Regions from separate parts of the Homo sapiens genome. Here all the other regions are linked to region 5. Evidence: chromatin contacts called from ENCODE Hi-C or POLR2A ChIA-PET data. All regions are on one chromosome and are shown on one strand. Each heading gives the region's core, a stretch centred on a gene start or an enhancer-like site at or near the end of the contact. The rest is flanking DNA. Distances are from core to core; before and after follow the strand shown.

The links. A loop is a pair of places that touch in the nucleus more often than their neighbours do. ChIA-PET counts read pairs that join two places held with the same protein, here RNA polymerase II (POLR2A). Pooled maps may share reads with other maps.
Region 1: a loop to region 5 is called in a pooled map, with 11 times the contacts of the local background. The contact joins the promoter of CHERP here to the promoter of USE1 in region 5. A Hi-C loop is called at or near these places in 1 of 168 maps with a recorded cell type or tissue (naive thymus-derived CD4-positive, alpha-beta T cell), 1 of 37 single-sample maps with no recorded cell type and 9 of 50 pooled maps.
Region 2: a loop to region 5 is called in a pooled map, with 4 times the contacts of the local background. The contact joins the promoter of PIK3R2 here to the promoter of USE1 in region 5. A Hi-C loop is called at or near these places in 4 of 50 pooled maps. POLR2A ChIA-PET finds 5 or more read pairs at or near these places in 2 of 52 experiments (H1 and activated naive CD4-positive, alpha-beta T cell).
Region 3: a pooled map shows a loop between it and region 5 (4-fold over the local background). The contact joins the promoter of JAK3 here to the promoter of USE1 in region 5. A Hi-C loop is called at or near these places in 6 of 50 pooled maps. POLR2A ChIA-PET finds 5 or more read pairs at or near these places in 3 of 52 experiments (BJ, Panc1 and activated CD4-positive, alpha-beta T cell).
Region 4: a loop to region 5 is called in a map of gastrocnemius medialis, with 4 times the contacts of the local background. The contact joins the promoter of CCDC124 here to the promoter of USE1 in region 5. A Hi-C loop is called at or near these places in 1 of 168 maps with a recorded cell type or tissue (gastrocnemius medialis) and 6 of 50 pooled maps. POLR2A ChIA-PET finds 5 or more read pairs at or near these places in 2 of 52 experiments (AG04450 and WTC11).
Region 6: a loop to region 5 is called in a pooled map, with 5 times the contacts of the local background. The contact joins the promoter of EPS15L1 here to the promoter of USE1 in region 5. A Hi-C loop is called at or near these places in 7 of 50 pooled maps. POLR2A ChIA-PET finds 5 or more read pairs at or near these places in 2 of 52 experiments (B cell and activated CD4-positive, alpha-beta T cell).

What each region holds. Positions count from the first base shown.
Region 1 is chr19:16,541,080-16,545,792 of GRCh38, reverse strand. It overlaps CHERP (calcium homeostasis endoplasmic reticulum protein), which reads left to right and starts at 3,356. Exons shown (of 17, transcript NM_006387.6): 1 at 3,356-3,439; 2 at 3,750-3,923. The coding sequence starts at 3,415. RefSeq lists silencers at 3,455-3,644, 3,655-3,724.
Region 2 is chr19:18,151,304-18,155,782 of GRCh38, reverse strand. PIK3R2 (phosphoinositide-3-kinase regulatory subunit 2) reads right to left here and starts at 2,620. Exons shown (of 16, transcript NM_005027.4): 1 at 2,489-2,620; 2 at 1-326. MAST3 (microtubule associated serine/threonine kinase 3) reads right to left here. Exons shown (of 28, transcript NM_001393504.1): 28 at 4,096-4,479. RefSeq lists silencers at 1,750-1,969, 2,280-2,659 and enhancers at 2,770-3,049, 2,355-3,247, 3,790-3,869.
Region 3 is chr19:17,845,795-17,849,845 of GRCh38, reverse strand. It overlaps JAK3 (Janus kinase 3), which reads left to right and starts at 1,864. Exons shown (of 24, transcript NM_000215.4): 1 at 1,864-1,900.
Region 4 is chr19:17,931,561-17,935,877 of GRCh38, reverse strand. CCDC124 (coiled-coil domain containing 124) reads right to left here and starts at 2,863. Exons shown (of 5, transcript NM_001136203.2): 1 at 2,830-2,863. RefSeq lists a silencer at 2,701-2,750 and enhancers at 2,831-3,020, 3,041-3,100, 3,247-3,785.
Region 5 is chr19:17,212,824-17,217,252 of GRCh38, reverse strand. It overlaps USE1 (unconventional SNARE in the ER 1), which reads right to left and starts at 1,896. Exons shown (of 8, transcript NM_018467.4): 1 at 1,746-1,896; 2 at 1,402-1,451; 3 at 1,183-1,261; 4 at 932-1,084. The coding sequence starts at 1,847. It overlaps MYO9B (myosin IXB), which reads right to left. Exons shown (of 40, transcript NM_004145.4): 40 at 3,967-4,429. RefSeq lists a silencer at 1,503-1,572 and enhancers at 1,593-1,912, 1,676-2,256.
Region 6 is chr19:16,470,639-16,475,088 of GRCh38, reverse strand. It overlaps EPS15L1 (epidermal growth factor receptor pathway substrate 15 like 1), which reads left to right and starts at 3,119. Exons shown (of 24, transcript NM_001258374.3): 1 at 3,119-3,176. The coding sequence starts at 3,144. RefSeq lists silencers at 2,888-3,287, 3,348-3,567 and enhancers at 3,648-3,797, 3,030-3,941.

The DNA.
Region 1 (4,713 bases), core at 2,107-4,606, 670 kb after region 5:
TAAAAATACAAAGATTAGCTGGGTGTGATGGCAGGCGCCTGTAATCCCATCTACTTAGGAGGCTGAGGCAGGAGAATCACTTGAGTGTGGGAGGCGGAAGGTGCAGTGAGCCGAGATTGAACCACAGCACTCTAGGCTGGGCAACAGACAGGACTCCGTCTCAAAAAAATATATAAAAAATTTAGGGCCAGGCACGGTGGCTCATGCCTGTAATCCCAGCACTTTGGGAAGCTGAGGCGGGTGGATCACCTGAGGTTGGGAGTTTGAGGCCAGTCTGACCAACAGGCAGAAACCCCATCTCTACTAAAAATAAAAAACTAGCCGGGTGTGGTGTCGCATGCCTGTAATCCCAGCTACTCGAGAGGCTGAAGCAGGAGAATTGCTTGAACCCGGGAGGCGGAGGCTGTGGTGAGCCGCGATCACGCCATTGCACTCCAGCCTGGGCAACAAGAGTGAAACTCCATCTCAAAAAAAATAAAAAATAAAAAATATTTTTTAAATAAACAGTATGATCCCACACTGTTCTCTCTGCCTGTTTAGGGTGTTTAGAGCTGGCCCCTTGTTCAGATCATAGTGCAGACCTCACCTCGAGAGCCTTTCCTGACAACCCTATCAGCCTGGGCCTCACCCTCCCTTGTATCATAGTCTCAGCATCCTCTTCTTAATAACACCTTTGAGATGATATATTTGTTTACTGATTTTGGGACTCTTCCCCGCCATAGACTGAGTCCCCTGAGAGCAGAGCTGAGATCTGAGTTGTGCATGACCGTATCTATAAACCACATCCAACTGGCCGCCTGTTTTTGTGAGCCAGGAAGGTTTTTCAAAGGTGAACATGTACCATCAATTGACGACAGGAAATACAACTGGGAGCCCCAATTAAGTGAAATGTTATCCCCCAAAAGAATTCCACTCTTATGAATAGACTTGGGTCTTAGTCCATTTTGCATCGCTATAAAAGAACACCTGAGACTGGGCAATTTTTAAAGAAGAGAAATTTATTTCTTACAGTTCTGGAGGCTGAGATATCCAAAATCAAGGGCCTTCTTGCTGGTGGGGACTCTGCAGAGTCTTGAGGTAGCACAGGGCATCACATGGCTAGCAGGCTGTGTGCAAGCTCAGGTCTCTCTTCCTTTTTTTTTTGAAACGGAGTCCTGCTCTGTTGCCCAGGCTGGAGTGCAGTGGCACGACTTTGGCTCACTGTAACCTCCACCTCAACCTTTGCCTTCTGGGTCCAAGTGATTCTCGTGCCTCAGCCTCCCAAGTAGATGGGATTACAGGCATCCGCCACCATGCCCGGCTAATTTTTGTATTTTTAGTAGAGATGGGATTTCTCCATGTTGGCCAGGCTGGTCTCGAACTCCTGACCTCAGGTGATCTGCGTGCCTTGGCCTCCCAAGGTGCTGGAATTACAGGCATGAGCCACTGAGCCTGGCCTTTCTTCCTCTTTTTATTTTATTTTATTTATTTTATTTATTTTTTTTTTTTGAGATGGAGTCTCACTCTGTCGCCCAGGCTGGAGTGCAGTGGTGCAATCTCAGCTCACTGCAAGCTCCAAACCAGTCCCACTCCCATGATAACCTATTTATCCATTAACACATGAATGGCACGACCTCATAACCCAATCACCTCTTAAAGGCTCCACCTCTTAATACTGTTTCACTGGGGATTAGGAACAAACATTCAAACTGTAGCAACTTGTATTTAAGAAACTACTCAGTTATCATATTTTGATTTTCACCAACAAAAATTTTATGAACTTTTCTTTCTGGTTATAGAAATACCTAAATAAGGCTGGGTAGGGTGGCTCACACCTGTAATCCCAGCAGTCTGGGAGGCCAAGGCAGGCAGATCATGTGAGGTCAGGAGTTCAAGACCAGCATGGCCAACCTGGTGAAACCCCATCTCTACTAAAAATGCAAAAATTAGCCGGGCGTGGTGGTGCGCACCTGTAGTCCCAGCTCCCCTGGAGGCTGAGGCAGGAGAATTGCTTGAGCACGGGAGGCAGAGGTTGCAGTGAACCGAGATCACACCACTGCACTCCAGCTTGGGCGAGAGAGAGCAAGACTGTGTCTCAAAAAAAAAAAAAAACCAAACAATTAAGATCCTCGATCTTCATGAGAAAATATGAACTAGAGGACATTTAGAAAAAAAAAAATCCTTGATCTTGCCTCCTGACCTGCAGAGTCTAAAATATTTGCTTTCTGTCCCTTTTATACAAAAAGTTTTGTTGATTCCTAGCCTACAGCAACACTTGATGTAGAGTTGTCAATCCATAAGCATCTGGTGGAAAAATGCTGTTAACAATAAAAATGAAACTAATCTAAAATACATGTGCATTTATTTGCACAGAAAAAAACAGGCTGGGTAAAGTAGCTCATGCCTATAATCCTAGCACTTTGGGAGGCCGAGGCGGGAGGATTACTTGAGCACAGGAGTTCAGGGCTAGTGAGCTATGATCATGACACTGCACTCCAGCGTGGGCCACAGAGCAAGACCTTGTCTCAAGAAAAAAGAAAAAAAAAAACGGATAAAGGAAAAAAAAGCGGCGGGGGCGGGGGGCAGGTATAGCCAACTAAGCATTAACCATCTCAAGAGGATCAGTTTATATCGGACGTCCACAGCAGAAATTTGCTGCTTCTGGCTATCTTTTCCCCACAATTAGCAAGGGTTAGCTTCATTATTTTAGAGGCAACCCAACTGCAGCTTTTAGAAAGGCGCTGTGCCCTCTAGGCCAGCAATTTGAGGGCATGGGTTGGGGGGTACCCCGCCCCAGTCTTCCTGACCAAAGAGTGGAGCGGAAGAAAGCCAGGAGGAGGATGTTTTGAACCTAAATACGTCCAGCTGCAATCCCAGTCAAGCTCGTCGCCCCCAGTTCTGCTCCACCTCCGGTCTGGCCGGGGAGAATGTGACAGTCGCCGCAGCCCGGGATCCACCCGGACGCACCTCACCTCGCAGTCTCCTCACTGTGCCCGCGAAAGGAAAGAGACCCTGGCCCAGGCACGAAGTCCCCAGGCCCCTGGTCGCCCGGAGGTAGCAACCAGCCAGCCCATCGGGCTGCGACGCCGACCAAGGGGCACGCCCCGCGCCCCCCGGTCTCGACTAACACCCACCCGCGCCGTTCCAGCCTTTCCGCGGCGCCGCGCGACGGGGACCCACTCTGCGAAAGTGTCAGGAAACTTCTGCGCGTGCGCGTCGCTAGCCCCTCCCGCGCGCCAGGCATCGCGCGGCTTCTTCCCGCCTGCCTCCCGCTCTCACTTCCGGAGTTTCCCAGCGACGGCCGTAAGTGGCGGGCGGAAGCGGCCCTAGAAGCCCGCCGTAAACGGCTCCCTCGCGCCACTTCCGGCCGGCTTCCGCAGACGGCGCTGGTGGTCGATCGTGTGGCGCCGGAGGACGTTCCCCGCGGCCGGAGCCATGGAGATGCCGCTGCCCCCCGATGGTGAGACCCAAACCGGCCGAGAGACCGTTTCTCTCTCCCCGGAACCTCCTATTGGCCGGCCCCGCCTCCCGGAGTCCCCGGGTCTGGGAGGGGGCGGGGCTCGGCCTCGCGGCTTCGCCTGCGGCCTCTCCCGTGGGTCCCCGCATTCCCGGCGAGCGTGTGGCCCCTATCGGGACCCGTACAAGGGCGGCCTCTTCGGGGCCCACCCCCTTGGGGTCCCCGGCAAGGCGGACGGGGGCTGGGGCGCCGAGTCCCCCGGCTTTGGGCGGTCCTCGCTGACGCCCCGCGTGGCCTTTTCTCCGTCCTCCAGACCAGGAGCTTCGAAATGTCATCGACAAGCTCGCCCAGTTCGTGGCTCGCAATGGGCCCGAGTTTGAGAAGATGACTATGGAGAAGCAGAAGGACAACCCCAAATTCTCGTTTCTTTTCGGAGGCGAATTCTACAGTTACTACAAGTGCAAGCTGGCGCTGGAGCAGCAGCAGCGTGAGTCCCCTCCGGCACTCAGGCCGTCCCATCGAGCGCTTCCTTTCTCGGATTCCAGTCCGGGCTCTGCCACAAACCTCTTTCTTTCGGGTCGTTTATTCTTTGAAGTGGAGCAGCTCGGTCCACACGATCCCTGTTCCGCTGTTCCCACGGCCCTGCACAGAGCGGCTGCTGGGTGCCACTGTAATGGAGAACAACGAGGTTTTCGATCCTCCCCCCTGGGCTCTGGATCAGGGATTTTGCTGTTGTTTTGCAGACTGATGACGGAGATTAGCAGGAGTAGCGTGATTGTTTTAGTGTTTTCTAGGGAGGAAGTGATAGAGGCCGGATGGGAGTCCATGGGACAGGCACTGTCCAGCCCCCTTTGCCGTCTCCCTGTGGGTCCAGCAAGGTTTTGTGCATTTCAGATGCCTGCAGCAGAAATCAAAAAGAATTATCCCTCTGAGTTTTAGTTATTGGCAAGTGTTTATCAATGTTCGTTCATTTAGGCAACAGGATTCCAGTCCTGCTCTAAAGAAGTTTAAAGTTAGGAAGCAGAGCTGGCCTTTGAATAATGGATAGTCACCAGGTGGTGCGGCTGCTCAGGGCAGGTATCACATCTGTCACGTTCAGTACCCAACCCCGTCTCTAGATTGTTTAAATGAATAACTAGGAGTTTGCCAGGTAGATGGACATTGAGAGGTGGTTGTCCGCTGTTTGATCGAACGCCAATTGTGTGTTATGTATTAAGGTACAATGACCCAAACAAGGTCTGTTTGGCTTCGGCGAGCGTGTAGTTCAGGGGACTACA
Region 2 (4,479 bases), core at 1,371-3,870, 940 kb before region 5:
GGCTTGGGGTGCTGGGACCTCTATCTCCAGCAGTCACAGGCGACCACAGGGGCCGCTCATGCCTCGCTTCAAATTATTCCATGACCCTTACAAGGGCCACTCGTCACTGGGTCCACCATTCGTCAGCTGGTGGGAGGGAGTTGGTGGTGTGGTGTCAGGTCACTGGGCCATTGAGTCCTCCATCAGCAGGTGAGGCTGGGGCAGGCCGCTCACGCCCTCACACGGAGGGCCATGGGCGCCCAAGGCTGGCGGCTCTGCTGGCTGCACCAGACAAGGGAGCCAAGGGTGCAGGCTGCCACCATGCTCGGCCAGCTGAGGACGCCGACCTAGGGAGACAGGGATAGGGCAGCGTTAGCCAGGCCAACTCCTCTCACCCCCAACACGGAGATGGGCCCAAATCCTGATTTGGAATTCCCTGAATCACTGGGTGACCTTGGGGCCGGTCCCTCTCAGGGCCTCAGCTTCTCTATCTGTAAAATGGGTATACTGACAGCCTTCCCTTGGAGCTGCTGGGAGTAGAGTTCCCAAGAACCTGCCCCAGGTATACTACATGCTCAGTAAATCAGTTTTTTTTTTTTTTTTTTTTGAGATAGAGTCTTGCTCTGTCACCCAGGCTGGAGTGCAGTGGTGTGATCTCAGCTCACTGCAACCTGTCTCCCAGGTTCAAGCAATTCTCCTGCCTCAGCCTCCCGAGTAGCAGGCCACCACACCCAGCTAATTTTTGTATTTTTAGTAGAGACGAGGTTTCACCATGTTGGCCAGGCTGGTCTTGAACTCCTGACCTCAAGTGATCTGCTCGCCTTGGCCTCCCAAAGTGCTGGGATTACAGGCATGAGCCACCTTGCCCAGCCTTTTTTTTTTTTTTTCCAATAGAGGTGGGGTCTTGCTATGTTGCCCAGGTTGGTCGCAAACTCCTGGGCTGAAGCAGTCCTCCTGCCTCTGCCTTCCAAAGTGTTGGGATTACAGGTGTGAGCCACCGCGCCCGGCCAGTAAACAGGCTTTTCATCACCCCTGTTACAGATGGGGAAACTGAGGCTCAGAGCAGGGAGGTATCTAGGGCCGTGCAGTAGGCCAGGAGGAAGCCAGGACTTACACCTAGATCTGCCGACTTGGCCCAGTTGGACATGAGGGGGCAGCAGCCAGGTGGCCAGATACCTAGGGCAGGGAGGACGCAATGGAGGCCACTCCGGGTGCTTTGGGAGCTCCATAGAGGGGTCAGGCCAGCTGAACTAAGAGGTAGGGAACAAAGTCCAGGAAGAGGCCTCTACACAAGCAAAGGCCTCGAGGTGAGTCCAAGCAAATGGACCTCCAGTCTCTGCAGAGGAGGAGTGAGTGGGCTGGCAGGTAGCTCCAGCCTGGGGCCCAGAGTAGGCACAAAATGCAGATGGGGAGGTGCTTAGAAGGAACCTTAGCCCCAGGCAGGGACAGGGAGCCAGGAGAAGGTGGGGGTACTGCAGCTGAGGAGGAGGGGAGGCTGCCGGCAGCAGGGCATTGATTATTCCCCAGGAGTCCCAGCCTGGGGAGGCGGAGATAGGCACACATTCCCAGCCTAGCCCTGCGGGTTCAGACGCCCTGTGATGGACAGGGCTAGGGTCGGGGGATGGACGTGCTGTTCTAGAGAATGGATCATCACAGCGGATAGGAAGGCGCGACAGGCAGACGGAACGGCACATGCAAAGCCTTGGCAGTGGGTTAAGTTGCTTGTCAAGGATTCAGGGTGGCTATAAGGATAGGTGCTATCCACCAAGAGGCCCGAGTGTCAGGTGGAGGCTCTGAGCATCCTTCAGTCACGGGGAACCCCAAGAGGTGTCCGAGCAGGGCGGAGGGGCGCCACATTCTCGGGTGCCCAATTTACCCATTCCTAGGCCTCTGTTACCCTCATTCTACAGGTGGGGAAACTGAGGCCCCGAGAGGGGATGCCCAGAAAACCGCCTGGATCTGCCTGCCAGCCCGCCCCCACGCCCCGGTGTGCGCGCCCCGGGAGCAGCGCTCCCCGAATCCGGGAGGCGGGAGGGGCGGGGCAGGCAGGGCTGGGGGCTCCGCGGGTGAAGGCAGGGCCTGAGCGCTCACACAGACGCGCACTTGGGTCTGCGTGGACCCGGCCACCCGGCTAGGGGACCGGAAGTGGGTTCGACCCCCGGCCCTCCCGCACCCCATTCTGCCCCGCACAATGCCTGGGCGCCCCTCGGTACTATTCGAAGCCCCATTCCAGGCAGGGCCTCCCTTCATTTGGGGCCTCGGCTCCAGTCCGGTATCTTGGACGCGGGGAGTCTCTCCCCATTCTGCCCCGACCGTCCCAAGGAGGCTGCACCGCTGCGGAGCCGAGCCCGAGGCCCCCCCTTGCCTGCGGCCCCCCCAGTTCCCGCGGGGCCCGACGCAGCCTGGCGCTTGCGTTCTGGCTTCCACCGGGGCCCGGCACTGCCCCCGGGCGCCCCGCATTTAAGCACACTCCCAGCCGCCCCCGCCACGAGGGCCAGTCAGGACTCACCTGGTCGCGGCCGCCACCGCCGCCGCAGCCGCCGTCACACCAAGCCAAGCCCGCCCCGTGGCTCCACCGCGGCCACCGTCGCCGCAGCCGCGGGATCCCCGCCTCCGCCGCCGCCACGGTTCCGAGCGGCCTGGCCCGCCCCCGGCGGAAATGCCCGAGCGCATTCGAGCCGGGCGGATGAACCGAGGCCGAGGCGGAGCCTGAGGTAAGGGGGCACCCGAGTGTTTCCGGAAGTAGCCGAACGTAATCCCGCGGGACTGGTGGACTAGAGGGTGCCCCCGAGACAGCCGAGCGTTTCCAGAGGTAGCCGAGTGCAATCGGGTCGGCGAGGGATCCGAGACTGGGCTCGGCTGGGCTTAGAGACGCCCGAGCGCTTTCGGAAATGGCCGAACACTCTCTACGGCCGCACTGGCACAACTGAGGCTGATCCCCAAGACCGCGGAGCGTTTCTGGAAATAACCGAATGTGCTCAGTGCCCAATGGAGGCCTTGGGAGTTTAGACCCAGAGGCGACCGCCAGCTTATGGGAATTACTGAAGCATAGATGGTTCCAGGGGACAAATGAGGCGTTCTCAAGCTCAGCAAACAGGGGGCAGTAGAGTGGGGAAAGGGCCTGCCGCAAAAAGCAGAAGTCGGAGAAAGCCAGGGTTGAAGGAGTTTCCATGGCAACCCAGAGCGTCCGGAAACAGCCAACGATCTCGACCCCTACGGGCACTAGAATTTAGCGGACTTGAGCCTAGATGCCGACGGTTTCCGGAAATAGCCGAACGCACTCGGAGATGGGGCTGTAGCCAAGAGTGTTTGCATGCCGGCTGAGCGCCCCGGAAGTAACGGATTGCTCTAGGGCTGGGCCGGGTTCGGCTAGAGGGAGTTTTATGGCAGAGCGCAAGCTAAGACCAGGATAGAAAGGACGCGACGATTGCTTATTTTGTTATTATTTTTTGAGACGGAGTTTCGCTCTTGTTGCCCAGGCTGGAGTGCAATGGCGCTATCTCGGCTCGCCGCAACCTCCACCTCCCGAGTTCAAGCGATTCTCCTGCCTCAGCCTCCCGAGCAGCTGGGATTACAGGCATGCGCCACCACGCCCGGCTAATTTTGTATTTTTAGTAGAGACGGGGTTTCTCCATGTTGGTCAGGGTGGTTTGGAACTCCCGACCTCAGGAGATCCGCCCGCCTTGGCCTTCCAAAGTGCTGGGATTACAGGCGTGAGCCACCGCGCCCCGCCGCTTATTTATTTTATTAACATAGCCCAGGGCGCCCAGGAGGTCGAGGCTGCAATGTGCCGTGATTGCGCCACTGTACTCCAACCTGGGTTACAGAGCGAGACCTTGTCTCAAAAACATAAAAATAAAAAACATAGCTCAGGGCCCAGATGTCTGGAGGAAGCTTTTAAAGGCAGGGCTATGATGGAGTACTCGCAGGGAGAGGGTAGCAGGAGGCTGGTACCAGCGATGGCATCAGGAAGAATCTCAACAGCGAACTGCTATGCAGTCCTCAAAACCCACTTGCAATGACTTTGAGCCATGGGTCTATTTCACTCCGCTCCCCTCCCCACTCTTCCCTTCCTCCTTTCTCAGCCCCTCACAAATCCAGACGTTGGAGCTCATCTTTGTAAATACGGGCTTTTATTCACTGCCAGCTCCAGGATGGAAGGAGGGGGTGAATCATGCACAGCCTTGGTCTACCCTCCAACACTAGGCAGTGCTGGACAGGGGACTCAGAAAGGGAAGCAGAGTGGGCTGTTGATGTCTGGAAAGCTCCCTCACCAGAGTGCCCAGTGGGTCACACAGCATCATGGGGGATGAGCTGGGGCTGGAGTCGGCTGTATCTGACACCAGACCCTCCATTCAAGCTCCCTTGATGACAACGCCCACAACAGGGTCTGGCTGATGCTCCGTTCTGCCACGACTCCTGCTGGGTGATCGTGGGACAGGTCTCCGCCCCTCGCTGGGGTCTCAGCTGCTTTGTCTGTAAAATGGAGGTGATGACACC
Region 3 (4,051 bases), core at 615-3,114, 630 kb before region 5:
GGCTCAAGCCATCCTCCTGCCTGAGCCTCCCAAAGTGCTGAGATTACAGGTGTGAGCCACTGTTCTTGGCCACAACTTCTTAAATCTATTCCTTTTTTTTTTTTTGAGACAGAGTATTGCTCCGTCGCCCAGGCTGGAGTGCGGTGGCACAATCTCAGCTCACTACAACCTCCGCCTGCCTCCTGGGTTCCAGTGATTCTCCTGCCTCAGCCTCCCAAGTAGCTGGGATTACAGGCACATGCCACCACGCCCAGCTAATTTTTATATTTTTAGTAGAGATGGGGTTTCACCATGTTGGCCAGGCTGGTCTCGAACTCCTAGGCTCAAGCAATCTTCCCACCTGGGCCTTCCAAAGTGCTGGAATTACAGATGTGAGCCACTGTACCCGGTCACCACTTCGTCAGTCTATTCCTGAAGCTCTACTTCCGGGGCTCTGATCCTATTATCCTAAGAACACTGGCCCAAGTCTCTGCATTTGGATGCTGCCCGGGCCTTCTGCCTCTTCTATTTATAACAGCTCCTACTTCCAACTCTCCTGTGGCTCCAGATTATGCTCCAGGCAAAACCCACCCTTCTCCCAAAGACCCTGATCCCCCTGTCCCCCCACGATCTTGCCCCTGTTGACCGCCCTGCAGTCCCCTTCCCCCTCATCTCACCCCTGCCCCTGGCCTCCTGACTGCTCTTCAAGCTGCTAAGATCACTGCCCTCTCAAGGTCTTTGCCCATCCTGTGCCCTCCTCCTGGAGCACCCTTTCCCTGGCCAGCTCCCTGTCCTGCCTCGGGTCCAAGTTCCAGTCTGTGCCTGTCCTGACACCCTGGCTTTCTTTGTTGTCTGCGATGATTTGGCTCCTTCATTTGCTCATTGTCTCAGCGCCAGATCACAAGTTCCAAGAGGCCAGGCCGGATCCACCTGGTTTTTTAGGGCTGGGCCCAGGGCACCACAGGCAGAAATGGGTCATTATCTCTCCCTGAGTCTTTTCTTTTTTTTTTAAACGAAGTCCCGCTCTGTTGCCAGGCTGGAGTGCAGTGGCGCCATCTCGTCTCACTGTAACATCCGCCTCCTAGATTCAAGCAATCCTCCCACCTCAGCCTCCTGAGTAGCTAGGATTACAGGCATCACCAGGCCTGGCTAATTTTCCTGTTTTTAGTAGAGACAGGGTTTCATCATGTTGGCCAGGCTGGTCTCAAACTCCTGACTTCAAGTGATCCGCCCGCCTCAGCCTCCCAAAGTGCTGCGATTACAGGCCACCACGCCTGGCTAATTTTTGTATTTTTAGTAGAGACGGAGTTTCGCCATGTTGGCTAGGCTGGTCTCAAACTCCTGACCTCAAGTAATCGCCCGCCTCAGTCTCCCAAAGTGCTGGGATGACAGGCGTGAGCCACTGCGCCCAGCGTCTCCCTGAGTCTTAAGGGAGAAATACCTCAAAGAAGAACTTGACCTTCCTCTGGGGCAACTTCCCTGCTTCCCTCCTGGGCAAATCCAGCCAGGTTTCCTTCCCTGGGTGCAAAATTAGTTCCACTGGGTGCCCAACTCACACATGCTACAGATGGGTAAACTGAGGCAATAAGGGCCGGGCCAGAGCCCCACTTAACAAGTGGGTCTAGAGTCGGCTGAGCCCCTGGTGTGACCCAGACCCTTCTCTGTGCTATCATCAGTTCCTTTGGCTTAGGGGTCTCCAGCAGCCTGTCTGAACGGGGCGGCTGATGCAGAGGCTTCCGGAACTTTCTGCCCCTCCTTGCCCGCCTCCCCGCCCCCAGCTCCCGCAGGGCCCTGACTTTCGGTAAATGACAGTGGCTCAGGAAACCAAGGGGCCCACACAGGAAGGAGCCGAGTGGGACTTTCCTCTCGCTGCCTCCCGGCTCTGCCCGCCCTTCGAAAGTCCAGGGTCCCTGCCCGCTAGGTAAGAGCTGGCGATGCCGCAGGGCTCGGCCCAGACACTGGGGGAGGATGGTGGTGGCGGGGGATGGCTGGGCTGGGGCAGGGTGCTGCCAGGGCAAAGGCTAGCTCGCCTTCCAGGCCTCGGAGGAAAGCTGCGAGGCAGACGTGAGCCGAGACTCGCATCCTCCGATCGCTCGCTTCTCTGGGCTTCGGCTTTGACTAAGGCCGGGAGATGCCTGCCTTGCGGACCTGGAGGAGTCATTGCGCATGCGCGACGGGGGCTGCGGGGTTGGGGGTGGGGAGGAGGGATTGGGAAGGAGGGATTGGGGGGCGGAGTTCCCAGCCCCTACCCTCCAGGCCTTCCCGGTCCAGACACAGGGTACCCGACCATACCAGGATGCAGAACGTTGAGGATTATAAACAGGGGATGCCGAGGCGGGAGGATAGCTTGAGGCCAGGAGTTCAAGGCCAGCCTGGGCAACATAGCCAGACCTCCATTTCTACAAACATTTTTAAAAAACCAAAAAAACTATGGCGTTTTCTGGGACCAAACATCACCTCTGACTTTTCATTTTTTTTTGTTACAGTATTACAGAATAATAATATTCTGTTAAGATTTTTTTGTTGTTTTGGAGATGGGAGTCTTGCTATGTTGTTCAGGCAGGTCTCTAACCCCTGGCCTCAAGCTATCCTGCTGCCTCAGCCCCCTGAGTAGCTGGGATTGCAGTGGGGCGCCACTGCCACTGAAGCCTTATTTTAAACTCGACTGGGGCTGGGCACAGTGGCTCATGCCTTTAATCCCAACACTTTGGGAGGCTGAGGCCAGCGGATCACTGGAGGTCAGGAGTTCGAGATCAGCCTGGTCAACATGGTGAAACCCTATCTCTACTAAAAACACAAAAATTAGCCAGGTTTGGTGGCGGGTGCCTGTAATTCCAGCTACTCAGGAGGCTGAGGCAGGAGAATCGCTTGAACCTGGGAGGTGGAGTTTGCAGTGAGCCGAGATCATGCCACTGCACTCCAGCCTGGGAGACAGAACAAGAATCCGTCCTCCCCCCTACAAAATAAATAAATAAATAAAAAGGCTGGGCAATGTGGCTCACGTGTGTAATCACAGCACTTTGGGAGGCCAAGGCAGGCGAATCACCTGAGGCCAGGAGTTTGAGACCAGCCTGGCCAACATGGTGAAACTCCGTCTCTACTAAAAATACAAAAATTAGCTGGGCGCTGTGGTGCGCGCCTGTAATCCCAGCCACTTGGGAAGCTGAGGCATGAGAATCGCTTGAACCCAGGAGGCAGAGGCTACAGTGAGCCAAGATCGTGCGACTGCACTCCAGCCTGGGTGACAGTGCGAGACTCCGTCTCAAAAAAACAAACAAACAAACCAAAAAACTTGATTGGCTGATGTTGAGGGGACGATAGAGAGGCTATGGTGTGTGATTTTATTTCTATAAAGGGCAAAACTAGACATCAATCTCTCTGTGGGAGAGATGGGGCTCCTCCAAGGTTCCCGGGACTAGGAATGTGCTCATTCTTGGTCTGGGCATCGGTGACATCAAAGTGTCCCTTTGGTAAGGTTCTTTCCCCCACAAGACTTCCCTTCCCACAGTAACCACCACACCGCTGTGCCAATTGCCCTTCCTGTTTGGTTTAACAGGCGTTTGTTGATCGCTTACCGGCACATCATCAAGAAATATACAAATTAATGCACATTAATTGAGTTGACACTTTAGGCCTGGATTGCGCTCAGCAGACCACCTCAATGAGGATGCTGGGGAGTCAGCCCATTTCACAGCTGCGAAAGCTGAGTCCTAGGGGTCCTAGTCCTCTGATTGTCTTAAACCTCATTAGGCCAGGCGCAGTTTCTCACGCCGGTAATCCCAGCACTTTGGGAGTCCGAGGCAGGAGGATCACTCGAGGTCAGGAGTTCCAGACCAGCCTCGCCAACATGGTGAAACCCCGTCTCTACCAAAAATACAAAAATTAGCCGGGCATGGTGGCGTGCCCCTGTAATCCCAGCTACTTGGGAGGCTGAGGCAGGAGAATCACTTGAACCCAGGATGCAGAGTAAGCCGAGATTGTGCCACTGCACTCCAGCCTGGATGACAGAGCTAGACTCTGTCTCAAAACAAAAACAAAAAAACCCTCATTAATGCCGCCCCACCCCAGCCAC
Region 4 (4,317 bases), core at 1,614-4,113, 720 kb before region 5:
GGCACAGTGGCTCACGCCTGTAATCCTAGCACTTTGGGAGGCCAAGGTGGGCGGATCACCTGAGGTCAGGAGTTCAAAACCAGTCTAGTCAACATGGTGAAACCCCGTGTCAACTAAAAATAAATAAAAATTGCTGGGTGTGGTGGCGGACACCTTTAATCCCAGCTACTCAGGAGGCTGAGGCAGGAAAGCCGCTTGAACCTGGGAGGCAGAGGTTGCAGTGAGCCGAGATCGTGCAACTGCACTCCAGCCTAGGCGGCAGAGTGAGACTCACTCTCAAAAAAAACCAAAAAGCTGGGTGTGGTGGCACATGCCTATAATCCCAGCTACTCGGGAGGCTGAGGCAGGAGAATCACTTGAACCCGGGAGGCGGAGGTTGCAATGAGCTGAGATCACACCACTGCACTCCAGCCTAGGCGACAGAGCGAGACTCCATCTCAAAAAAAAAAAAAGGTGTACAATTCAGTGTTTAAGTATATTCACAGCGTTGTGCAAATACCACCTCTGTCTAGTTCCAGAACACTTGCACCCCCCAAAAGAGGCCACATCACCATCAGCAGTCACTCCCTATTCCTCTTCCCCTAGCCCCTGGTAACCATCAATCTGCTTTCTGTCTCTGTGGCTTTCCCTGTTCTGGACATTTCAGTCCATATCAATGGAATCACAGGCCGGGTGCGATCACTCACGTTTGTAATCCCCGTGCTTTGGGAGGCTGAGGCAGGAGGATTGCTTGAGGCCAGGAGTTCAAGACCAGCCTGGGCAACATAGCAAGAGTCCGTCTCTACAAAATAAAAAATAATTAGGCACAGTGGCTTGTGCCTGTAGTTCCAGCTACTTAGGAGGCTGAGGTGGAAGGATCGCCTGAGCGTAGGAGGCTGAGGCCACAGTGAGCTATGATTGTGCCACTGCACTCCAGCCTGGGCAACAGAACAAGACCCTGTCTCTTAAAAGAAAAAAAAAAAAAGGAAACAAGGAAACAAGGCACCAATACATACATGATACAATGTGGTTGAACCTCAACAACACAATACTAAGTGAAAGAAGCCAGACACAAAAGGCCACACAGTGTGAGAGTACATTTATTTATTTATTTTGGAGACAGGGTCTCACTCTGTCGCCCAGGCTGGAGTGCAGTGGCGAAATCTCGGCTTACTGCAGCCTTGACCTCCTGGGCTCAAGTGATCCTCCCACCTGAGCCTCCTAAGTAGCTGGGACTATAGGTGCAGGCCACCATGCCTAGCTTTTTTTTTTTTTTTTTAAGGCAGGGTCTGACTATGTTGCCCAGGCTGGCCTTGAACTCCTGGGCTCAAGTGATCCTCCCGCCTCGGCCTTCCAAAGTGCTGGGATTACAGGCCTGAGCCACTGCGCCTGGCCCTTCGTTCCTTTTTATGGCTGAATATTCCTCCACTGCATGGATACGCCACATTTTGTTTATCCATTGTCCACAGCTAGACATTTGGGCTGTTTCCACGTTGGGGCTTTTTTTTGTTTTGAGACGGAGTTTTGCTCTTTCACCCAGGCTGGAATGCAGTGGCACAATCTCGGCTCACTGCAACCTCCACCCACCCGGTTCAAGCAATTCTCCTGTTTCAGCCTCCCAAGCAGCTAGGATTACAGGCACCTGCCACCACGCCCGGCTAATTTTTGTATTTTTATAGAGATGGGGTTTCACCATGTTGGCATGTGCCACCATGCCTATCTGATTTTTGTATTTTTAGTAGAGACGGGGTTTCACTATGTTGGCCAGGCTGGTCTCAAACTCTTGACCTCAAGTGATCCGCTTGCCTCGGCCTCTCAAAGTGCCTGGATTACAGGTGTGAGCCACAGTGCCTGGCAATTTCTGCTGTTTAAGCCACCCAGTCTGTGGTATTAGTTATGACAGCCCAAGCTGGAAATACAGACACTTTTCTCTGTGTAGTAAACACTCACTCACTTGCACACGTCATTCAATAAATATGTACTGGGCACCTAATACGTGTGCGATGCTGGGGAAAGAGGTGGCACAAATGAGCTTTCTGCCTGCATGGGACTCCCAGAGAAGAGCCAACACATGCAATCAGAGTCCTAATAAGGACACGCAGGGCGCCGGGGAAGCCCGGAGAGGGCTTCTGACCCAGCCTGGGTCAAAGGGCTTCCTAAAGGAGACATCTAAGGAAAAGTCTGAATGAGTGGGGGAGAGCGCAGCCTGCACGCGGGATGCAGGAGGTAGGCTGGAAAAGGGGGCGATTTGTATTCCAGGGAGATGGGAAGGTGTGGAGGGCGTTAGAGCCGGGAAGCCCAATCTATGGGTCACACAAGCCCTCTGGGGTTAGTGAGGAGGTGGACTCCCCAGATGGCAGGAGCTGGGAGCCCAGGCGGTACCCAGGGAGTGGCTCAGGCTGGGCGAGGGGCACACTTAGAAGCGAATCAAGACCCATGGGGATTAAGACCCCACGGATGTGAAGGTAAAATAACAGAATACAAAATTCAACAATGCCTCCTCTAAGCAGCCCTCCCGGCTATCCCTTTTGAAGTCCCCCACCACTAATCCCCCTACAAGAGGCCGGGGGAGTCCGCGCCCAACTCTGTCCCTCTCGAGACCAGAAGCTGCCTAGGGGCAGTCCGGGGCCAGGTGGCCTCGAACATGCTGTCGCGTCGGGCTTCAATCGTCTAGTCTGGAAATGGGCATCGCCCCCAACTAGGTGCGGTTCAGACTGGACGCCAGAAGTGCTCCTGCCTCCCAGCACCCCTCCTCCAGCCTTCCCAGGGGATGGTCCCAGGCCAAGCAGCCCCCGCCCCGCGCCTCTGCTCCCCGAACCCGGGTTCCGCCCGCGCCGCAGACGCTCCTACCTTCTTACCCCAGCGCCGGCCCGGTCGCGCCTCCGTGACGTCATCATGGGGCCTGCGCGCTGAGCTCCTGGCGGCGCGCACTCATTGCGCCTCAGTACCGCCGCCATTTTGGTAAAGAAAAAGATGGCTGGGCCTCGGACCCAAGCCAGGGTAGTCAGCCACTTCTTTGTCTCTTCAAAAAGAGGACACTTAATACGCCCTCATTCCCTACGCTCATTTAATATGTTGATGAACCAGGAGGGGCGGGCAGAGGCGAAAATCTAGAACATTGCCTTTACCAAGATGGCCGATGCCCGGATGAAAGATGGCAGCTGCGACTACACACGTGGTCCGGCGGCTTCAGCCTGGAGCGGCCCGGCCGCCAGAGCGCGCCCGCGGTCCATGAGGGGAGGTGGACCCAGTATAGCCCTGAGGAAGCCTCTCCGTAGCTCTTCGCAATCCCTTAACGCTTTAAAAGTGCTTTCCTAGTCCTGAGTCTCTGCGTCCCACTGGTGACGCTGGGGCGGGGCTAGGAGAGGGGAGATAAATGGGGCAGAGAAATTAACACACACCGCGCAGTCCAGGTAGGGAAACCGAGGCTCAGAGAGACCAGGAATTGAGTTTGGCCAAAATGTAACCGCGAGTAGGCTCATAACCGCGAGTAGGCTCAAATTCCGTCTCTTGCTCCTGCCAGTGCCTCTTCCTGGATTGCTGACCTGCTCCCCACTTCTGCAATATTATTTATTAATTTTATTTAGAAATTAGGTTTGAGGCGCCAATTTGTCTTAGGCACTATACTTTAGATTTTCTGCATTTACTACTTCTCGGTGTTCTCAACAGTAAAAATGGCAGTATTAGGGGTCTAAGGTTACACTGGTCCTGACTGTGGAGAGGGAAAAGCAAATGCTTTGGGGGCAGTTCAGGTAGGAGTAGTTGACCACAGAGTCCATTCCCTAAAAGGCATCCCCCCAGCGACCTTGCTGGGACCTAAATCCCAGTGCGCGATGCACCTCCCCTGCTCTAACGCCTCCCCTGGGTTCCCATTGTCCCGCAAGACTCCTCCCACCTCCCACCCCATCTCCCTTGGCTTCCCTCACCCTCCCATTAGCTCTCTGCTCAGGTCGCACCAGCCCCCTTCTTACAAATTGCCAGGCGCAGTCTTGCCTCAGGGAGTTCCCCCAGGAATTTCCCAGGTTTTTCCGTGGCCAGTTCCTTCCCTTCAGGCATGAGACAGAAAGGTCTCTGGGTGCAGGGGGCTTAAAGTCGGAAAATCACATGAAAGATTATTATCCTGGCTGGTCGCAGTGGCACATGCCTGTGATCCCAACCCTTTGGAAGGCTAAGGTGGGAGGATCGCTTGAGGCCAGGTGTTTGAAAGCAGCCTGGGCAACATTATGAGACCCCATCTCGACAGAAGATAAAAACATTAGCTGGGCGTGGTGGCATGCTCATCCTCCCATTCAAGAGAATCACTTGAGCCCAGAAGTTGGAGGGTGCAGTGAGGTATGA
Region 5 (4,429 bases), core at 647-3,146:
GAGGCAGGAGTATTGCTTGAACCTGGGAGGCGGAGGTTGCAGTGAGCCGAGATCGCGCCACCACACTCTAGCCTGGGCAACAAGAGCGAATCTCCATCGCAAAAAAAAAAAAAAAAGTAAATGCCATGAAGTCACCCCCCTTGTCTTGTTCCCAAACCTGTCCCTTCTGACCTCAACCTCCTCACCTTCAGTCAGGACATGGGGAAATCCCATGACCTCTGAGCCTGTTTCCTCAACCTTAAACTGGTAACGACAACTCATATTTTTTTTTTTTGAGACGGAGTTTCACTCTTATTGCCCAGGCTGGAGTGCAATGGCTTGATCTCAGCTCACCGCAACCTCTGCCTCCTGGGTTCAAGCGATTCTCCTGCCTCAGCCTCCCGAGTAGCTGGGATTACAGGCGTGAGCCACCATGCCCAGCTAATTTTGTATTTTTACTAAAGACGGGGTTTCTCCATGTTGGTCAGGCTGGTCTTAACTCCTGACCTCAAATGATCCGCCCGCCTCGGCCTCCCAAAGTGCTGGGATTACAGGCGTGAGCTGCCGCACCTGGCCACAACAACTCATATTTTAAAAGATTGAGCTGATCCACATAAAGTGCTCAGAAAGGAACTTGTCATCCTCTTTTACGGCTGAAGAAACTTATGTGTCTTGTAAGTTGCAAGCCAGGACTCAAACCCTGCTCTTGGGCCAACTCTGGGGCTTAACCAGACACATTCCATTTTTGCCTTGTACCAAATTCCTATTCATCTAGCAAAGCCTTAGCCACAATGCCCCTCTGTTGGGCAGCCTTGTGTGATGACCCAGGGAAGAGATTGCTGGACCCCCTTAGGGTTCCTGTATCTGACAGTATTGTGGTTCTGGCTGCCTACAAGCATAGAACCCCTATTCCTGTCCAAGGGATTCCCAGGGACCAGGGAAGGAGCCCTACCGTGCCTAGTAGCTCACTCCGCATCTCGCTGGTGTACCGCGCCCGTGACTGCAGATGCACCGTCTTTGTGGCGGGCACTCGCTCTCTGGCTGTGGTTGGCACACGGCCAGGGGCCAGGAACTGGTTGGCCAGTGCTTTCTCTGAGGAGGAGGTCTGCAGAAATGTGGGAAGATAAGTCACTGGAGGGGCAGGTCCTGGGGACCAAAGTGAGCGGTGATGGGGGCTGAGGGGGCAGGGGCACCCCTTCTCACCAGCTTCTCGGCTTGCAGCATCCCCTTCAGAAAATCCACCTTCCAGGAATATTCATTGATCACCTCAGAGGCCGGTTTGCTGGAAGGCAGGAAGAAGAAAAACAAAACCTGTCCATGGTCCCCAGCTCAGGGAAGGGTCCCAGCTGGGATAGCGGTACTGGGATGTCCAGTAGCACAGCCACGTGCTGATGTGAAAGCCCTGAGGCTGCCTGCACTCACCTCGCGTGGACCTTCAGGGCCTGCAACATGTCCTCTAGGGCTCCCACGTACTGGGGAGGAAAAGTGGATTGTCACCCGGGGGTCTTTCCCATGTCCTGATCATGGGAGTCGGGGGGGCGGGGCCGACAAATGGGAGGGGTCAAGCGTAAAGGAGGCGGGGCCAGTGGGGGAGGGGCGGAGTCCCAGGGACGGGGGCGGAAGCTACAGGTGGACGTGGCGGGACTGACCGGAAAGGGCGCTGCCCGAGAGGCTACTGGGGCCGGGGAGTCGGGCCAGGTGGCTTCCAACCCTAGGAATCACCCCCCGGGAGTCGGGCTCTACGCGGCAGTGCGAGATCCCCTCACCTTCTCCAGGCGCCACTCGTCCGGGTCCCGTTTCTCCGCTGCCATCGCCTCGCAGCGGGATAGCAGCCGCACCAGGTTTAGCTCCAGCCTCGACGCCGCCATTATCGCCCGGCCCTACACCACCCCTTCCGCCGGCTCCATGTTAAGAGAGGGCGGAAGTGCCTTCAAGTGGCCTTCCGGGCGGATGTTTCCCCCGCGCTCGTTAGCTGGCCCATCTTTGTTTGGAGCGGAAGTAATATCTTGTTTTGAGACGGGGCGCTGGGCCGGGCGCGGTGGCTCAGGGCTGTAATGCCAGCATTTTAGGAGGCAGAGGTGGGAAAGGATTGCTTGAGGCCAGCCCGGGCAAGATAGCGCTACTCTATCTCTATTTTAAAAAAATAGGAGAGGCGCCACCCCATTCTTACTTAGGCGAATCACTTGCTTTTCCTCGAGAGCATGTTAACCCTTCGGGAATGATAGGACGACCGGGGTCTTCTGGTGTCAGACCCGCGTGCAGTGTGCCCTTTTGTTCTGTTTTGCCTGCTCAAAGTACCTCCCCGCACCCCACTCCTACCTGGATTCTTCCCAGTCGGAGCTATTTCACGTCCACACACCCTTCCCGATTTCTGTAGCCTGGGATTCAGGAATCCAAGGCTTCCCCCACCTCAGCAGGGCTCATCTGTATTGTGGTTATGGGTTTCCAGGTCACAGCTCCAGCTCTGATTCCATCCTCGGCCCTGGGAGAGTTTAACTTTTCTGGATCCGCTTCTTCCCCCGGGAAATGGACAGTGTGACAGTACCTGCCTCAAGGGGCACATGAGACAGCTCTGCCTGAGAGTGAGCAAGGTGGGGCTGGGTCCCCCCTAACGCCCAGACCCCCATGGAGAACCCCTTCCCAGCCCACCTCAGTACCTGGAAGCTGAGTACCCCTATGCCTTGCAGTGCCTCTCTTCTGGAGTGACAGGATGAGGGTGGGGGCTTCACAGGAACCAGGGCCTGGCATGCAGCCTTCATGTTTTCCCACACCTTAGGTCATCTGCACCTTGGTTACACCAGTGGGCCTGATGTCCTTGAAAAATATCATAGACGGGTAGGTGCGGTGGCTCACACCTGTAATCCCAGCACTTAGGGAGGCTGAGGCAGATGGATCACCTGAGGTCAGGAGTTTGAGACCAGCCTGGCCAACATGGTGAAACCCCGTCTCTACTAAAAATACAAAAATTAGCCGGGCGTGATGGTGGGTGCCTGTAATCCCAGCTACTTGGGAGACTGAGGCAGGAGAATCGCTTGAACCCAGGAGGTGGATGTTGCAGTGAGCCGAGATTGTGCCACTGCACTCCAGCTTGGGCAACAAAGCAAGACTCCGTCTCAAAAAAAAAAAAAAAAAAAGAAAATACCATGGAGGGCCAGGTGCGGTGGCTCACGCCTGTAATCCCAGCACTTTGGGAGGGTGAGGTGGATGGATCACTGGAGGTCAGGAGTTTGGAGAGCAGCCTGGCCAACATGGTGAAACCCTGTCTCTATCAAAAAACACAAAAATTAGCTGGGCTTGGTTGTGCGTGCCTGTAATCCCAGCTACTCGGGAGGCTGAGGCAGGAGAATCGCTTGAACCCGAGAGGTGGAGGCTGCAGTGGGCCGAGATCGCGCCACTGCACTCCAGCCTGGGTGACAGAGCGAGACCGTGTTTCAAGAAAAAAACCCACAACAAACAATGGAGACCAAACCCAGGGCCCATCAAAGGGGCCTCTAGAGGCTGGCAGGGCAGAGTCTAAATCCCAGCCATGCCCCTCCCAACTGTGTGGCCTTGGAGAAGCCCCTCAACCTCTGGCATGTGCTGTCTGAACTTGGGTTCTTCACGGTGCCCCAACCAATACCAGCCAGCCAGTTCCCACGACTCCCATCCGATGGCAGCCTGGGAGCCCATCTGTTCCTGTCCTGCTGGGCCCACCAGGAACTGGCCACCTCTGCTGGATGGGTGGCTGCTGCAGCTGACATTTAGGCTCCAGAGGCTGGGCACTGAATCAGGGAGGCCAGAGAGGGCTGCCAGGACAGCAGGCGCTCCTGGCCAAGTGAGGCTCTGCTGGGAGCTCCCTGTTTGGTGGAGGATCAAGACAGAACTTTGAGGACAGTGTTCCACCCATATTCTGCACCCTTCTTGGCTGAGGCCACAGGGCAGACCCCCACCCACCGGCCCTGTTCTTCCAAGCCCGATCCCATATGAGCAGGCGTCCCATGCACACACTTCTCAGGCACTTTTTATTTCATGCTGTGCGGGGGCCCCTTGTCCCAGATTTGTGGCCACGTGTCCAGGTGTCTGGGGGAGTGGGCCAAGCCTGAGAGAGGAGGGCCCTGCTCCAGAGATCCCCAGGTTGTCCCTGTTGACCTATAGGGAGGTCTGACTTCAGGCGTTGCCCTCCTGACCCGTGAGCAGTCCTGAGTCGCTGGCTCCTATTCTGTCACACGGGGTGGGTAGTGCCAAAAGCAGCCTCCTGCAGCCCTTGGCGTCCGGAAGAGTGACAGCCACATTCAAGTCTCCCTGGCACGTGAGGTCCATGGTGCCCCTGACTCATGTCCTGGCTCCAGCCAATAGCCCAGACCCCCATGGAAGGTTCCAGCATGTGCAAAAATGCACATTGGCCAGGTGGCTGCCCCCCGGAGACATGTGTCAGAGAGGCACGGGTCAGGTGACCCAAGTGTCCAAAACT
Region 6 (4,450 bases), core at 1,870-4,369, 740 kb after region 5:
ACGCTGATGCCATTTAGTCTTGAAATGAATCTACAGAGCAAGAACAGGAGAGTTAATCTATAATCTATAAGCAGAAGTTGTAGTTACATGCTGTCTGGCTCAGATCACACAGTCCCGTTTTCTTCAAGGCTCAACATAATTCTTAGGGTTCAAAAGTGTATGATTAAGTTTGGATTTTTTTTTTTTTTTTTGAGACGAAGTTTCTGTGTTGCCCAGGCTGGAGTGCAGTGGCGCGATCTCGGCTCACTGCAAGACCCGCCTCCTGAGTTCATGCCATTCTCCTGCCTCAGCCTCACAAGTAGCTGGGACTACAGGCACCCCCCACCATGCCCGGCTAAATTTTCGTATTTTTAGTAGAGATGGGGTTTCACCATGTTGGCCAGGATGGTCTCGATCTCCTGACCTCATGATCTGCCTGCCTCGGCCTTCCAAAGTGTTGGGATTTCAGGCGTGAGCCACCATGCCCGGCCTTTTTTTTTTTCTTTTTTTTCTTCTGAGACGGAGTTTTGCTCTTGTTGCCCAGGCTGGAGTGCAATGGTGCGATCTTGGCTCACTGCAACCTCCCCATCCCAGGTTCAAGCAATTCTCCTGCCTCAGCCTCCCGAGTAGCTGGGATTACAGGCACCCGCCACCACGCCTGGCTAATTCTTGTATTTTTAGTAGAGATGGGGTTTCACTGTGTTGGCCAGGCTGGTCTCGAATTCCTGACCTCGTGAACTGCCTGCCTCGGCCCTCCAAAGGGCTGGAATTACAGGTGTGGGCCACCGCGCCCAGCCAAGTTTGGATTATTTTTACAAGATGATGCTGGAGAGTTTCTATGGCCACCACCATTCTAGACTCTGATACTGGCACTTAAAGCCTGCATGCTACATTTCCTGGACGCCGTTGCCAATTGGCAACGTTCCTGTCATGCTTTATTAGAACAAAGTTGGGAGGCAGAAAGAGGGGAGAAACCATTTTTTCAGACTTCTGCCAGTGGCTTAGGTGGTGGTGACAACAACAACTGTGACTTTCGCAATCATGGTGGAGGCAACTGTGGCTAGCAAGGGTGAACACATCTGGGATCCTTCTGTAGGCACAGTGATTGTGGGTTATGGGTCCTCCTGTGCTTTATTTATTTATTTATTTTGAGACGGAGTTTCGCTCTTGTTGCCCAAACTGGAGTGCAGTGGCGTGATCTCAGCTCACTGCAACCTCCGCCTCCCAGGTTCAAGTGATTCTCCTGCCTCAGCCTCCCGAGTAGCTGGGATTACAGGTGCCCACCACCACAACCGGCTAATTTTTGTATTTTTAGTAGACACGGGATTTCATCATGTTGGCCAGGCTGGTCTCAAACTTCTGACCTCAGGTGATCCATCCACCTCGGCCTCCCAAAGTGCTGGGATTACAGGCGTGAGCCACTATGCCCAGCCACCTCCCCTGCTTTAATCTTTCAGCTCTAGAGAGGCTAGCAGCCTCATATAGTTATGAATCTTTAGGTAAACTTACCTTCCTCTTTTGTTCTTCCAGTACTTCCAACACTTTTATACTCAGTCCCCTGTAGTCGTTTATGTATTCATTTATTTTTATTTATTTATTTTTTAGACAGAGTCTCGCTCTGTCACCTAGGTTGGAGTGCAATGGTGAGTTCTCAGCTTATTGCAACCTTCCCCTCCCAGGTTCAAGCAATTCTCCTGCCTCAGCCTCCTGAGTAGCTGGGATTACAGGCACCTGCCACTGCACTGGGTTAATTTTTGTATTTTTAGTAAAGATGGGGTTTCTCCATGTTGGCCAGGCTGGTATCAATCTACCTGTCTCAACTGGATTGCTGGGATTACAAGTGTGAGCCACAGAGCCTGGCTCAATCCCCTGTATTCAATATCCTCTGTTTGAAGTACCTAGAAGGACTTCTCTTTTCCTTATGGAATACGTACTGATAAAGCACTCAAGACTGTTAAAAACCTTCATTACTCTATTGATGTAACAAAAGAAGCTGAGGCAAAGTTAATATAAGTAGAGAGTTTGGGCCAAGGTTGAGGACCGCAGTCCAGGAGACACAGATTCAAGTTGCCCTGAATGTATGCTTTGATTAGCAACAGTTACAAGTGGGTTCTTTTTGTTTTTGACTTTGTTTTGAGACAGAGTCTCACTCTGTCACCCAGGCTGGAGTGCAGTGGTGCAATCTTGGCTCACCGCAACCTCCACCTCCCGGGTTCAAGTGATTCTCTGGCCTCAGCCTCCTGAGTAGCTGGGACTACAGGCATGCACCACCACACCTGCTAATTTTTGTATTTTTTTTAGTAGAGATGGGGTTTCACCATATTGATGTTTCACCATACTGGCCAGGCTGGTCTCCAACTCCTGACCTCATGACCCTCCCACCTCGGCCTCCCAAAGTGCTGGGATTACAGGTGTAAGCCACTGTACCTGGCAACAAGTGGGTTCTTGTCTTATTTATTTATTTATTTTTGAGACAGAGTTTCGCTTCTGTTGCCCAGGCTGGATTGCAATGGTGTGATCTTGGCTCACTGAAACCTCTGCTTCCTGGGCTCAAGCAATTCTCCTGCCTCAGTCTCCTGAGTAGCTTGGATTTCAGGTGCCCGCCACCACAGCCAGGAGGACGCCTTGCGGGGCAGGGTGAGGGGGGCAGGGTGCGGGTCCCCCAAATTAGCGCGCACACACACACACACACACACACACACACACTGCGATCCTAGGAACAGGGCGCTTTGCGGGGCAGGGTGAGGGTCCCGACCCTCCGCGGGGTGGGCGACCGCCTCCCCAGGCGCACTGGCAGGGGGACGGCATCCCTAACAGAGAACCAGGCCTCGGCATGGGCTGGAGGGATGACACAGCATGGTCGACTCGGACAGCGGCCAGCGGCATGAGAGTCCGAACAACGTTGGAAGGAGGAGTAGGGGAACGGGCAAGAGAGCACGGAAGACGCAGATGCCTCAGGCCCAGCCCCTCCAGGCTGCGTGTGGGCGGCCCCGCCCCTGCCCCCGCCCCTCCCGGCCTGACTGCACATGCGTGGCCCTGTCTACGGCCCCGCCCTCTCCCGGGACAGGCGGCCTGCGCACCGCCCTCCCGTCGTCCCAGTGCGCACGCGTGGCTGCAGCCCCGCCCCCGTTCCCCCGGCGCTCGGAGCCCGAGTCCGCGGGAAGATGGCGGCGCCGCTCATCCCCCTCTCCCAGCAGGTACGGGCCGGGCGGGCCTGGGGGCGGCGCCGGGGTGCGGGGCGCGAGGCGAGCGGTGCGGCGAGGCTGAGGCGCTGGGAGACTCAGCCAGGCGGCGGCGGGGGCGGCGCGTGCTGAAGGGCTTGCGGCGGGCGGGTGGGCAGGCGGCCCTGAAGGTGACAGGCCGGGACCCGCGGCCTCCCGTGCCCGAGCGACCCTCGCGGGCACCGGCGAGGCGAGGAGGTGCGCAGCGCGTGTCCTCTCCGCCCAGGGCCCGGACCCTGCCGCCGCTGAAGCTCCCAGGCCGGGGACCCGCGGAGGCGCTGGGCTGCATCCCGGAGGGGTGGGCGAGGGGTGCGAGCGTTTCTGTCGGCGCGGCGGCCCAGCGAGTCTTTGTCTCCCTCCGGTCCCGGCGCCCGGGCGGGCAGGGTCCCGCCGGAGCCCGGACCCGTCAGCAGCAGTGCGATCTCAGACTGATCCCCTGCCTCCTTGGAAGCTGCTTCCGCCACCCCTGCACCGGGCGCAGATCGTACGTCTCCGGGCGCCTCTCTGTGTCCTCAAATTCGCCTGATGCGCTTATGAAGGGGCAGTATCGATAGCGCGACACAGACATGCGAAAAAGAGCCATGCGTAGGCAGCTCTGTTATTTGGGAGAGACTTTCATTCATTCATTTTCTATCCATCCCTCAAATGTGCGTTGGGTCAGGTGCTGGGAGCGCTGCATTCTTCCAGACAGACAAGGTCGCTGCTTTCCTGGAGGTGACACTCGTGGGAACTAGAAACTACCTGTGTTATGCTAATCACAGCTGCCTTTATTTGCTGAATACCTGTGTTGTGCAAAGCACCATATAAGCATTTTGCTAGAATGATCTAGCACAGCATGGTGATTAAGAGTGAGGACACAGGGTCAGATCATGTGTTCAAATCTTGGCTCCAGCCCCGATTTCTCTGTGCCTTTGGTTGAAGCTCTTAGCCATTCCACCCATCAGTTGCTTCCTTTGGAAAATGGAGATATAAAAATGTGTTGGGATTATGTGAAAATTAAGCACGTGAAAAAGCGCTTAGAACAGTGCCTAGCATATGAGAGGCACTCAGTGATCCTATAATTACTGTCATCATTTAATCTCTGCCAGATTTGGACGTTTGGGAGTAGAGACCGCAGCAATTAAGAATTCCAAACCCAAAGAGAGTTGATAGGCCGGTTGCATGCTTGCATGACTGGTTAGCTGATCCAAGGAGAGAGAAGTGCACAGCTAGCCAATTTGCAACACTGTCACTAAGTTAACAGTGCTAAA